2 separate regions of the Homo sapiens genome follow, and region 1 is linked to region 2. A link is an interaction called in ENCODE POLR2A ChIA-PET data of the cell type or tissue named here. Cell type or tissue: K562. All regions are shown on one strand. Region 1 holds the start of SNORD15B (small nucleolar RNA, C/D box 15B). Region 2 has its middle 7.3 kb from the start of SERPINH1.

The links. Peaks named below come from ENCODE experiments on the same cell type or tissue, not always from the same donor. Only the 100,000 strongest peaks of a DNase experiment are listed, where the experiment ranks them.
Region 1: POLR2A ChIA-PET joins it to region 2 with 5 read pairs; 13 of 35 experiments call an interaction of 5 or more read pairs at or near these places.

What each region holds. Positions count from the first base shown.
Region 1 is chr11:75,404,247-75,408,246 of GRCh38, reverse strand. RPS3 (ribosomal protein S3) reads right to left here. Exons shown (of 7, transcript NM_001005.5): 6 at 3,379-3,575; 7 at 1,340-2,633. The coding sequence ends at 3,382. It overlaps SNORD15B (small nucleolar RNA, C/D box 15B), which reads right to left and starts at 3,826; the gene lies at 3,681-3,826. RefSeq lists an enhancer at 257-756 and silencers at 1,628-1,922, 1,648-1,942. In K562, a CTCF peak has its summit at 183 (motif pointing left); a DNase peak (open chromatin) is centred at 1,816.
Region 2 is chr11:75,552,925-75,556,924 of GRCh38, reverse strand. No RefSeq gene overlaps it. Among named protein-coding and RNA genes, the nearest start is that of SERPINH1, 7.3 kb to the left of the region's middle. RefSeq lists enhancers at 2,384-2,433, 2,490-3,237, 1,218-3,904. In K562, no CTCF peak of the experiment used is centred here; a DNase peak (open chromatin) is centred at 2,254.

The sequences.
Region 1 (4,000 bases), 150 kb after region 2:
CCAGGTGTGAGCCACCACAGCTGGACATATTTTGGCATTTTTAAATGGTTACACAGGGGTGTTCACTTTGATAATTCAATAATCTATACACTAATAATCTTCATTTTTCTGTCACAATTAAGTTTATTTCTTCCTCCCTAAGCTGTTACTCTTACTGCACATTGCCTTTGTCACAGCACCACCTAGTGGTAATTAACAGCACTTTCTTCCAATAATTCAGTAATCTATTACGCTAATAATCTGCATACTTTTCTGTCACAATTCATTAAGTTTCTTTCTTTCTCCTTAAGCTATTACTCTTGTTGCACATTTCCTTTGTTACAGCAACACCTAGTGGGAATTAACAGCACTAACTTCTCCCACCGGCTGAACTTCCAAGTGGACTGGAGAAAACTCATGAGGAATTTAAAAGATCACCTAATCTAATATACGGCACAGTACAGTCTTAACCTATTCCCAGCACTTAATCTGCAGATGTTTGGCCAGGCACGGTGGCTCACGCCTGTAATCCCAGCACTTTGAGGGGCCGAGGCAGGCGGATCACGAGGTCAGATCGAGACCATCCTGGCTAACACGGTGAAACCCCGTCTCTACTAAAAATACAAAAAAAAATAGCCAGACTTGGTGGCGGGCGCCTGTAGTCCCAGCTACTCGGGAGGCTGAGGTAGGATGGTGTGAACCAGGGAGGCGGGGCTTGCAGTGAGCAGAGATCGCGCCACTGCACTCCAGCCTGGGTGACAGAGCGAGACTCCGTCTCAAAAAATAAAAATAATAAAAAATAATTTGCGGATGTTCAAGTAAGTTCAACTGGCTGGGTGCGGTGGCTCACGCCTGTAATTCCAGCACTCTGGAAGGCCGAGGTGGGGGGATCACTTGAAGTCAAGAGTTTGAGACCAGCCTGGCCAACATGGGGAAACCCGGTCTCTACTAAAAATACAAAAATTAGCTGGGCATGGTGGCGGGTGCCTGTAATCCCAGCTAGCGGGAGGCTGAGGCTGGAGAATGGCTTGAACCCAGGAGGCGGAGGTTGCAGTAAGCCGATATAGCACCACTGCATTCCAGCCTGGCACACAAGAGCAAAACTCCACCTCAAAAAATAAAAAAGACAGGAATCCATATAATCATCAAAGGCTCTTTCAAAAAGGTGAGGGAGGGGCAGCACATCTGCAAGATGAAGTTCTGGAGATTGATGCACAATGAGAATATAGAGCAGTCTTCCTGCAGTACCAATGATTGGTTCCATGACCCCCTTCAAATACCAAAATCCCCAGATGCTTAAACTCCTTATACAAAATGGTAGAGTATTTATACCTAAGATAACCTAGGCACATCCTTAGACTTTCAATCTTCACTGGATTACTTTTAATACCTAATGTACATGCTACATAGCTGTTACAACTGCAGTGTACAAGAAAATAAGTGACAAGAAAATATAGTATTTTGAAAATAAGAAAAATAAGTCTACATGTTCAATACACACACAACCATCCTTTTTGATTATTTTTGACCCAAAGTTGGTTGAATCCACAGATGCAAATCCCTTGGACAGAGGGCTAACTCTGTCACTATAGAAGTGTACACTTAAATGGTTAAGATGACCAATTTATGAGTCAAAAAGGAAGGGGGGGTCAGATACTTGTCAGTGTACGCCCTACATAATTACCTCAAATATTAAGCCCTTACCATGTGCCAAGCAATATAAACACCATGTGCAGCTCAGTCTAATTGAGAAGAAAACCAAATCATCACAGCACCTGCTAAGCCATCTGTGGAGCCAGGGTTATCTCATCAGCCAGGCTGCATCACCAGGAAGCAGCCACCTGATAACAGCTTTCCCTGGAAGTCCCCTCTGTGATCAACCAGCATCTGATTTAACAACAGTCTCATGATTTTCAAGCCAACCTGTCCCTCACTAGTTTTGCCTGAAAAAATAGTGCCGAATTTCTTGTGAAGTACAGACACTGGTAGAAAATACTTCAAAACATTGATAGATAAAATCAGAGACAATTTAAATGTTCTTCACAGTTCTCCAGAACATAATAGCCTGTAGTACCAATGACTGGTTCCATGATCCCCTAAGAGAACACAACTTAGGAATGTGGATTCTAATGATAGCTTTATACTGCTTAGGCAAATTTACTTCTGAGCCTTATGTGCCTTCAGTGGTGCAAGCAAATTTCCTTTACACTTTAGAGAGGTTGATTAACGAGTACATATGTAAAGAACACTTAGAGCACAGCATGACACAAAATATAATGGCCATTTATATTCACTTTCTATGTGCAACGTGGATCGCCTTATGCATAGGAAAAACTCAAACATATCCCTCTTCTAAACCTACAATCCTGAACTACAGGACAACGAATCAAGGTGCTGCCTTGCTTGCTATCAGCCTTCTCTATCACACAAATATTATTTCTCTGGTTGGCTCTGCTTGGGTCTTACTGTTCTGGCCCTTGCAAATACCACAAGTATGGTTAAAACCAAGAAGATATGTAATGCTCCAGAGGCCAACATGCCCCTCAGTCTGAATACTGAACAGTCTAGTCAGACCTTGTGTCTTTGTACAAAATTTTATTAAAGGTCTTTAGAGAGCAACATCCAGACTCCAGAATACAGCTGCCAAGGAGACCCTGAAACCAAATAAAGCACAAAAGTAAGAAACTTTACCAGAGTTATTAAGTTCCTGATTTACCAAATGGATACACACTCCCACTTAGGGTTTGCAGCAACATTAATAAAATGCATACATAAGGGTTTGTCCTTTTTCATATAAAAAAAAAAAATACAAGGCACCTGGAGAGACAACACCTATAAACAAAAAAACCCCAAGTGTTGACCACAGGAGGCTTGTTAGTGTTTTACAGGGGCTGCTAAAGGACAGAATAGCAAAAGTGCCTAGAAAATCTTGAGCAGCCAAGCACAGTGGCTCACCTGAGGTCAGGAGTCTGAGACCAGCCTGGCCAACAAGGTGAAACCCCGTCTCTACTAAAAACACAAAAATTAGCTGGGCTTGGTGGCAGGTGCCTATAATCCCAGCTACTCGGGAGGCTGAGACAGGAGAATTGCTTGAACATGGGAGGCAGAGGTTGCACTGAGCCAAAAATTTTGAGCAAATAAGGGAGGATAAGGGAAAACTATTTCATATACACGAGTAAAAGCAGGAACTTCTTTCTGGAAAGAATAAAGGCAACACCTGTCCCATTGGAACCAAGGGTTAAATAGACCCCAGGTTTCAACTTGTATTCTCCCACATAAAGCAAATAAATGAAATTTTTATTCACCAAACGCTTACCAGAATGTGGGATACAAGTATTAACAGAAAGACTCGGAAGGACCCTATTATGCCCCAAGAGGCCCCTGCCCTTGCAGACATACCTGTTATGCTGTGGGGACTGGCTGGGGCATGGCAGGCGGCTCTGGCTTCCCACCCTTCTGTTCTGAGATGGGGGTGGTGGGCAGTATCTCATCTTTGGGTTCCACAATGCTCACGTGGTCAGGCAGGGGCTTCTTAGGGCCAATCTTACCAGTTGGGTCCCAGGGCAGCATGATCTTCACCTTGATGCCCAGCACACCTAGAGGACACCACAGTTGTTAGCACACAGCTGGGGTCTCAAAGGCCCCCATCACACAAGACCAAAGAGAGCAAGCAGTTTACTCAAGCACCCCTGGGTCTGGACCCTTCTCAGACAAATGCCTCTAAATCGATCAATAAATAGGACACTTCTGCCAAAGGAACTCGTGCACAGCACCACAGAACATGGCACTGACAAGGACCAAGAGCAGGACGTGACCTTTCTGACTCGTCATCGTGTCATCACTGAAGGGTACACAGATGGCTAAAACAAGGACAAACCAACTCTTGGATCTGACAGATCTCAGCAAATCGATTCTTACAGATCAACGTGGCAATCGATACACCAAGGAATATGAACATGCCCAGCTACTTCCATGATAAACTCCCCCAAATACTTAAGATGTCTGTGGAAAACCAAATCTG
Region 2 (4,000 bases):
GGAGGAAAAATTGGCACACGCTTTCTAGAAGGTGGTTGGCACTTTTAAATAAAAATATGTTATTGAATAATTCCCTGCAACACTATTTATAATAGCAAAAATCAGAAACAACCTAATTGTCCAGCCATAGGGGTTGAGAATACCATGAAGCTGGAAAAAAACAAAAAGCCAGGAAGTTCTTATGTCCTGATACTGAATTTGGTGTTAGAGTGGAAGAGCAGCGTGCAGAGCGTACATTACCTATTTACACATTTTCACAATTTGAAATTATTCATGTTCTTTTGGAAAAAAATCAATTTTTAGAAATTTCACTTAAGGAAATGATGTTTAAAAATATGAGCATAGATATATGCAGAAGGATGTTCTTCAGAGCCTTGTCTGTAATAACAAAAAATTGGAGAGAAGGTCAATAAGGGATGAAGTATTTGCAGATGTCAAAAAGGGGAAAGCTTGTTGTAATCCCCAGGCACAGAAAGATCGCTTGGTGGATTGTTGGATAAAAAATAAAGCCGTTTATGAAACAGCCTGTTGATGAAAATTCCACGGGAGAGCTGCAGATATCTGGAAGAATGTTCACATTTCACCAAAAAGTTAATGCTGGTTTTGGGGTGATTTTCACTTAATTTTTTAAAAGTTTCTGCTATTAAAAGATTTGGGGTTATTTATTTTTTATTTATTTAGAAACAGAATCTCACTCTGTCGCCCAGGCTGGAGTGCAGTGGTGCAAACATGGCTCACTGCAGCCTAGATGTCATGGGCTCAAGCCATCCTCCCAAGTAGCTGGGACCACAGGTGTACGCCACCAACCGTGGCTAATGTTTTAATTTTGTAGAGACAGGGTCTCCCCATGTTGCCCAGGCTGGTCTTGGACTCCAAAGGCTCAAGCGATCCTCCCGCCTTGGCCTCCCAAACTGCTGGGATGACAGGTGTGAGCCACTGCGCCCAGCATGGGTTTTTTATTGAATGAATGTATAGTATATGTATTAATACAAAATACATAGGTATATAAAATATTCATAGAGAAAGGCTAGAAAGAAATACTCTTACATCGTTTAATAGTGTTTATCTTTGGAGATAGAATATATATATCTTTATTTTCTTTTCTCTGCTTTTCTGAATTGTTTTCAATAGCATATATTACTTTTATAGTCAGCCAAAAAAAAAAAAAAATCAACCAAGTGAATAGAAAAGAAACACCCAGAAGGGTATCAAGCTCCAGCCTGAAGGGGGCTTGTCCGAGGGTGGCTGGGGAAGTGGTGGTGCTGAGCCTGGGGCTCAGAGATACTGCGCTGCAACCCTGGGGAAGGTGGGAGGCTGGGGCTGTGGCTCCTCTGGCCAGGTCTGGCATTTCCCACCAGCCCAGACCTGCTGGCTTTAGGCCTCAGGCTAAAGAGCCAAATCCTGGCAAGATTTCATGGGACGCAGCCAGGGGAGGGTAGGCACGAGACCCCACAGAGGCCACCATGGGAGGGGGGTACGTGTGACTAAAGCTGTGGAAGTTGGTGACAGGTCACCCTGCGTTTTTGCATTCTCTGCCTGCTGCATGGAGAGCGAGAGAGGGAGGCCAGAGGAGAGAATGGCTCGGTAACCTGGAGAGAGATGCTGGTGCCCAGACCAGGCAGGGGCCTCGGGCTGGAGAGGGCCCAGTGGCGGTGGGTTGGGCACGGAGGGCCTGGGAGAAGGGGGAAGGAGGACTCTCTGGTGTCTGGCCTGGTGAACAAGTGGCAAATGGTCCCTTTCCTGCAATGGAGACTCTGGGGGAAGGCAGTGAGCTCTGGGGGAAGCTGGTGGGCTCCATAGACTGGAGACATCAGGAGGCTGTAATGTCCGTAATTCTGTCAGGAGAGAAGGCCTGTCCAAAGATGACAATTTGTGAATCATGGTTATAGGAGAGTAACTGAAAGATGCCACAGGTGAAAGATGCGGATCAGAGCAAGCACAGAGCCTGAGGAGAACAGAGGCTGTGGAGAAATGGGCCCACGCCAGGCCAAGGGGTGACCCTGCTACCTCCCGGAAGGGAAACCAAGGCTGAGCTGGCAGAGCCACTGGTGGGGGCAGGGGCACAGAGAGAGGGCCATGCCACAGGCGATGGAGCAGCGGTGCCCTCCTCCTAGCCCAGAGCGAAGGAGGACCAGGCGGCCGCACGGTGATGGTGGTGGGGTGGGCTGGACCAGTGCTGGGGTCTGTACACTCGGCCGGGCCCCATTGGCTGTTGGGGCCGGAGCAGGCCCAGAGACAGGCCGAGCTGATGCAACGTGGGCCTATCGTTGCAGGCCTTGCTGAGGGGATGCAGCTGTGCTGGCTGCTGCCCAGAGGTTCCAGCAGGGAGGGGGCTGGCTCTCAGGGCCGCCTAGAGCTCTGGGACTGCAGCCCAGCCAGGCCCAAAGGCTGTCTGTTCGGGGTCTGCTCTGACTCAGGAGGGAAACACGCCTTTCATGGAAGCACCCAGCGCTGTTGGCTGGGTCTGTGTGTGTCTGTGTGCCCATGTGTGTGTGATGGGGGAGGAGCCCATAGCTGATGCTATATATACAGCTGTGCTTCACAGGCTCAGCATTCCCAGGGCCAGATGGGGAAACACGGGAGGGGAGGAGCTGGCCACCTGCCAAGCCCAGACCTCTGGCCGAGCCCCAGCTCCTAGATTCCAGCCTGTGCTCAGCCTCTGACTCTACACCTGACTTTCAGCAAGTCCCTGATCCCTCTGAGCCTCAGTTTCCCCATCTCTTGAGTTGGCACAGAGAGTTGTGAAAAAGAACTCAGAGGCTGGGAGCTGGAGCGGGAAGGGAGTCCCCAGGGAGCACAGCTGACTGGTCTTCACACCAAAAGCAAGCACAGGAGAAAGGGAGCTAGCATTTCCCAGTGCCTGTGGTGTGCCAGGAGCTCCTGCATTTTCCATTAATTCCCATCACCCTGCTATGAGGTAGGCATTTTCTCCCCATTTTGCAGATGATGAAACTGAGCCCCAAACAAGCAGAGATTATAGAGCTGGGTTTGAAGCTAGCTCTCCTTGCTTGGGGCCTGGGATTCTGTCCACAGCAGCCACTGGGCCATACCTGCAAGGGTGTCAGAAGGTTTGTGCTGGCGTCAGTGTCGCCAAGGACTCTGGGAGCCACTCACATTTTGGGCACTGCCTAAAGTTGATTACTTTGTTAACCCTGCCCAGGCCCCAGGCAGAGGCTTTAAATTGTTAGAACAATGAAGAAGGGAGAGCTGGATAAACACTGGCCAGGCTTGAGGGAGTCCTGGGACATAGTTGGGGTAAAGGACTGATCAGAGCATATGCTGAGGCTCAGGAATTCATAGGCATCTTCCTCCAGCTCCCTGACACAGGGTACCTAGAAGACTAACGATGGTGGTGCTGAGTACTAGAAAGGTTCTGTCCCGGACACAAATCTAGACACCAAGTCTGGTCCCCCGAACAAGGCAGGGACCCAGGTTATTGGAGCAAGGCTGTGAGTCCCTGAGGTGAGGAACTACAGGGCTTGGCCTGAAGATGGAGCTTGGCACGGTTTGTGCAGGAGCAAGCGGGTCAACAACAGGCCAGCATCACAGGTCCACAGGACTGGCCCAGCCCCACACCCATGCCAGGTTTCTGCCCTGCCACCTAAGGTGAGGCTGGCTCTGCCATGGTGCCCATGGGTGGTGGGGCGGGGGATGAGGAGGTCTAGTGCCCACAGAGCTGGCTCTGCCACCACTGGGCATTTTCAGAGATAGAGTCTTGCCCAAGGATTACCCCATAGAGGTTTTACCAAGGAACTTCTGGAGACAGAAGGGCTTGACCCAAAGACATCGTGTTGACATAAAATTCCAAGCACTGGCAGACCACTCATTTTCTCTCAAAACCCACTTTTCCTGAGCAACTGTTCCGAGCCAGGCCCTCTTCTGGAACACAGAAGCAAACCAAATCTACTCCCTTAAACAATGGGACTCACACCAGGTGCTCAGGAATGGGACGGAGGGGAGGAAGCAGAGGAGCTCTGGGACTGTAGCCCAGCCAGAAGGA